2 separate regions of the Mus musculus genome follow, and region 2 is linked to region 1. A link is a contact called in ENCODE Hi-C data. All regions are on one chromosome and are shown on one strand. The core of a region is the stretch at or near the end of the contact, and the rest is flanking DNA. Distances in the headings are between cores, read along the strand shown. Region 1 holds the start of Rhox4b (reproductive homeobox 4B). Region 2 holds the start of Rhox2f (reproductive homeobox 2F).

Region 1 (2,845 bases), core at 245-2,744:
AACATATATGTTCCTTATTTTATTGGCATTGATGTTTGGCCTGCAGGCATGCGTATGTGAGGGTGCCAGATCCTCTGGAACTGCAGTTACAGACCATTGCGACCTGCCACCTGGGTGCTGGGGTTTAAGTCTGACTCCTCTGGAAGAGCAGCTATTGCTCCTAACTGTTGAGGCCTCATCACTTATACTGTGACGCTCATCACAGAGCCTGCTCTTATGGAAACTTGTTCTCAACTGAGAATCCCTCCTCTCTGAGAACTCTAGCTTGTCTTATGTGGATATCAAAGTATCCAGAACAAACATTTGCACAAGTCTCCCACCTACCCCAGCACACTACCCTACCACACTACTACAGGATGCAGGATTCTGGCAGCCTTGATTTTGGAAGTGGCTTTAATTTAGGGTAACAGGCCAGCTGAGGAAATAGCCCAGAAGATTAAGGTGAAGAAGGTAAAGATAGAGACAAAGGTGAAGGTGAAGGAAGTGACTGACGGCCTACATTTGACACAGAGACTCACTAGGTGCAAGGAGAGAACAGCCTAACACAAGCTGTACTCTACACCCACATGAACACACGCGCACTGTCATAGACAAATCAACAAATACAGAGAGAATGTGCAGTTTTAAGGGGGTAGCAGTTGAAGGACCCGACAGCCACTATGGACTGCTCTGTGCTCCCAGGAAACAAGAATCTGCTTACCTTTCCTCTGCACGGATGAAGTGATTCTGCTGGAAAATGCGCTCCAGCTCCTGCAGCTGCCACCATTGGAAATTGTAGTGTAAGCTACGCTGCTGTACCCACACTGACTTAGGCCGCACACCAGATACCAGCACTGGAATAGGCTGCACTTTGTCTATGACCACAGCATCCCTGAGAACTGGCTCCTCTGGCAGCTTCTCCTCCTCCTGGGCACTGCCACTGGTGTCCTGGTCCTCTTGGTTGCTGTTATCCATGAGGTCTGCATCACCAGCAGCAGGCCCACCTTCTCCACTTAATTCTTCTGCTTTGTCCCATTCCACTGCTGCGGCTCCGGACTGGCCCAGTACACTCTCTCCCTCATTTCTTCCCTCTCCATCCAGTGGTAAGACTGTCTGTGTCTTCCCACCTGTATGTGGGGAAACAAAACAAAACAAGACAAACAAACAAACAAACAGGCATCAGGGCCTAGGCTGGTGCTGAGGTGTTGTTAAGTCTCAGGAAAGGCTCCAGAGCACTGCAACTCTCAAGTCACCTCTGTGGGACACATTCCTCCTCTCATGGATGTGGACAATCCACCATTCCCAGAAGGCACTCACCATTCAACTTTTCCTTGTCCTTGCCAAGTCCCTCATGAAGTAGGTAGTTGGTGTTTTGATGCTCCATGTCCTGAGTGCTTCCCTGCAGCTTTCCCCAGCAGATTCTGAGTCGGAGTTCCTGAGGTTGTGAAAACCGAAAGCTGAAAGCCGACAGCCGACAGCCGAAAGCTGAAAGCCGAAAGCCGAAAGCTGAAAGCCGAAAACCTAGCTTTGCAACCAGGAAGAGATTCTCTCATAGCCCTTGGGGGCGGTAGTGCAGGTTACCAAGTGTCCAATCATAGGTGAGCTATCCTGACCTCCATTTGATCTCCTGCAGCTATGGGTTGAGCCTCAGGTGCAAAACAGAACAGGTTTGTGCTGCAAGGAGCAGGATATCATTGCAGGGACCGCATGGTACTTGAGCTGGTATGGATGCACACGTGGCGACCCACCTTGCAGTTGGATAAATTACTGTCTACGTTCAACTGTGCCAAACGACTCGTATTGAAGAAGAAAAGCTCTGGAGACAATACACAAGTGTTTTTAGAATATCTCTTGTTTAGTTGGGGGTGTCTTTTCACGACATTCATCCCAGCGTTCAGGGGAAAGAATGAAGTGGATTCTGAGTTTCAGGCCAGGCTTGTTTACATAGTGATTTTCAGAAAACCAGAACCACAGTGAGACCACCTCCTCTCAAAACACAGAGTGTCTTTCATCTAGGCCCAGTAGTTTATACTAGCGGCCTGTTACTTGATAGAGAAGAGAAATTAAACGGAGAAGGTGATCCACCAGGTCTCTTCCTTTGAGTGTTCACAGAAAGCTCAGTTAGAGTCTGCCATGTGTCCATGGTGTGCCTTTTCAGGAGCTTGGGTGAGGATGGGGGGTTATTAGTCCTGGACAGACTGGTTAAAACTGTGAAGGACTGAGTAAATCGCCATACCTTGCTAAGGTTCCCTGCATTTCTCTTGAATGGGCCTTCCTAATGTGTTCGCTGGAAGGTCAAAGGGTCGAGAGCAGGCGCCAGTCTCTATCCAGATACTGTCAGATAAGCAGCCCCTCTGCAGGCATGTGGTCAAACTGGTCTTTAGGAGCAAACATTTTACAACAGGCTCTGGCCACTCAGAGACTAGGAATAGCCCCTAGGAACTAGGCCATCTCCAGGTGGTTGTTTTTCTAGGGTGGGAATATTCTGGGGTCTTGATGCCAGAGGAGGGGTTCTTCTCCACCCAAAAGACATACCTCAATATTCTGGACCTTTCTAAAACCAAACTTACACATACATGTTTCTGGCCCTGTTTGTTCTTTGTTGTGTAGCCTGAAACTACTGTGGTTTCAGGGTGCACAGAACCTGGATATTTTTTTTTATGTATAGTTCTGGTCAAGATTATAGAGTTATCAATTTTTGTGTTGAAAAATACAGCTTACTACATAGAATCCTTGCCTAACAGACATAATGTTCTCCTTGGCAAATCCGTAACAGTCATTTCTTTTTTTCTTCTCTTTTCTTCTCTTTTCTTTTCTTTTTTTCCTTTTGCATTTTGATTGTTTGTTTCTCTGTTTTTGATTTTTA
Region 2 (2,700 bases), core at 80-2,579, 140 kb before region 1:
AGAAAAAATGTGGTGGAGTATGCTGCCAATCACAACACAAATGGCCTAATGGAAAAGGGCCTGGCATGGGGCTCATTACATAATTGAGATAACTTTGAACTTGGGATCTACCGGCCAAGAACGGGGCTTACAGACATGTACTGCCTCGTTCTCATTCAGCCTGCTGCTGCTGGTGGTTGTTTGTTTGGTTTTTTTTTTTTGCTTTGTTGACTTTATTTGTTTATTTTAATAGCTTAAAGATAGCCTTGCATTCTGCAGCTGAAGCTGGCCTGGCACTCACTAATGTTGCTGGATGATAAAGGTGCTAACTTGCATGCCTGAGTTCAAAACCCAGGGCTCACAGGATGCAAACAAGAAACAACTCCCACAAGCTGTCTTCTAGCCTCCAGATATGCAGTCTTGTTAACATGCACACACAAGCACAGCACAACATGCCTGTGCATGCAAATACACACACAAACACACACACACACACACACACACACAGAGAGAGAGAGAGAGAGAGAGAGAGAGAGAGACTTAAAAAAAAAGTACATCCAAAAATAAAATAAAAAGTTGAATATAAAAGGTGGGCAAAAGGGGGACCAGGAAGGAGGAGAAACTCTCTGTGCATAACTTCATTCCCCCATCCAACTGATGCAAGCTAGGCAATGTACTCACGCCTCCTTAGTGCTGATGTAGTGATTGCACTGGAAGATGCTCTCCAGCTCTTGTAGTTGCAGCACATTGAAGCTGTGTCGCCAAAGGTGCCGGAATTTGGGCACCAACACTCTCACAGGATTAACAGTGGACCACGGCCCGGACACACGCTTTACATTTTCCAAATCTCCCATGGAATCAGGGACTGGCTCCTCTGGCTGCTTCTCCTTCTCCTGGTCACAGGCAGTGGCACCAAGGTCCTCTTGGTTGCTGTCATCCATGAGGTCGGCTACTTGCGCAGCAGGCCCACCTGCACTTATTTCTCCTGCTCTGTATCCTTCCGCTGCTGAGGCTCCTGACCCAGGCAGGCCCCGTCCACTCTCTCCCTCGTTTCTTCCGTCTCCAGCCAGCAAGACCATCAGAGTCTTTACACCTTAAGTGGGGAAATGAAAAACCAGGCCTCAGGGCCTAGGCTGGTGCGGAGGTGTCATGGAGTCAGGCCAAAGCCTGTGGCGCACAGCTCCAGTTCAGTCCTATAAGGGACGCTCCTCCCCTTGTGGATATCATCAACCCACCCTTCTCATCACTCACTGACCATTCGCATTTTCCTCATCCTCCTCAGGTCCCACATCAAGCAGGTAATTGATGCTTTGACGCTCCATGTCTGTAAAGCCGTGGAAGTCCTTATTCACTGTTACACCCCCCAACAATTCCGGAAGTAGAGCTTCTAAGCCACCAATGGTCTGCCGCCACACCTCCGGTCCCCATCTTCAATATTAGCATATATCCAATTATGGTAGTGTGTCCTGCCTTCTGGTTGTCCTCCTGTTGCTGCGACTGAAGTCCACGCTGCAAAACTCAGGACAGTGGAAATGTTAACAGAGCAGGAATTATTAGAAGGAAATGATGGTTCCTCTTTGCAAGTCAGGTATATTAGGGGCTTCCACTTTGCATCTTCGCTGAGTCCTCCTGCCTTGTTTAATTAACTTCCTAAGGAAGAGATGGCAGTTCACTGAGGAAACCCATTTGCGGGGAGTAAGAAAAGATACCTCTGTACCTCCGGAGGCCTTGCGGAAATGTGTGGACAATACCGCTTGGTCTATTTCTCCACATTGCATCCCTGATCCATGGCTGAGACCGGATATAAGCTAATGATTCTATGTGGGAGGTTCTTCCTTAGGGCTTTCACAGAAAGTGAAGTTCACGTAGTGTATCCTGCTTCCAGGACGGCCTTTACGGGAGCTTGGGCAGAATTGCAGGCCCTGCTGGCTCAGCAGTGAGAGCAGAGGACTCACCTTCGCCAGGGTTTCTGGGGAGGAGTTAGAATTACTCTCAGGCTTAGATAAGTGCTTGTAAAAGCCATTAGAATTGTCCTACCTGTGCTGAACTTCCTCACATTTGTCTTGGACACACACACACACACACACACACACACACACGTCCTGGAACAGTCATTCAAACAGATCCTACATTGGAATGTAGTCAGACTCATCCTAAGGCAGCCACATTTTCCCATGGTTTGTTCAATAATGTGTGTGGGGATGTGTGTGTGTGAATATATGTATATATATATATTTCAAATGTTGCCTCCGTTCCTGATCCTACACACAGAGTTCTTCACCTCATCCTCCCAAATAGAAGGCCCTGCACCACTATCATTTTTCCACACTGTCCCTTGTTTGGAGTGCACTCCTGGTGCTGCAGTTCTCCTTGGACAAGACTCACCTCACAGCTCTGATAACTACCTCACAACAAAGCCTACATGTTTCTCTTTCCTAGATTTTCTTCCCTCTTTGCTCTAAATCCTGGCATTGCTCGTGTCAGTGTCAAGTACTGGAGAATTTACTCTCCAGTCTGGAAAAATAGTGACGACATATGTTTATTGCTGGAGATGTAGCTCAGTTTGCAGAGTCTTACCTAACATGTATAAAGCCACCCATGGTTTACCTGGAGCACTGAAGGAGCAAGCATGGAGGCTCAATGCCGCAGTGCCTGTAATGTGAGCACTGGCAGAGAGAGGTAGGCTGCTCAGCTTTTCCAAACCATGTTTAGTTAGTGAGT

The links. A loop is a pair of places that touch in the nucleus more often than their neighbours do.
Region 2: a map of T-helper 2 cell shows a loop between it and region 1 (6-fold over the local background). The contact joins the promoter of Rhox2f here to the promoter of Rhox4b in region 1. A Hi-C loop is called at or near these places in 3 of 37 maps with a recorded cell type or tissue (T-helper 17 cell, T-helper 2 cell and regulatory T cell).

The regions. Positions count from the first base shown.
Region 1 is chrX:37,431,143-37,433,987 of GRCm38, reverse strand. Rhox4b (reproductive homeobox 4B) reads right to left here and starts at 1,494. Exons shown (of 4, transcript NM_021300.2): 1 at 1,297-1,494; 2 at 701-1,106. The coding sequence starts at 1,363.
Region 2 is chrX:37,570,050-37,572,749 of GRCm38, reverse strand. Rhox2f (reproductive homeobox 2F) reads right to left here and starts at 1,329. Exons shown (of 4, transcript NM_001085356.1): 1 at 1,235-1,329; 2 at 661-1,072. The coding sequence starts at 1,301. All of the region lies in intron 2 of Gm38640 (a long non-coding RNA gene), which reads left to right.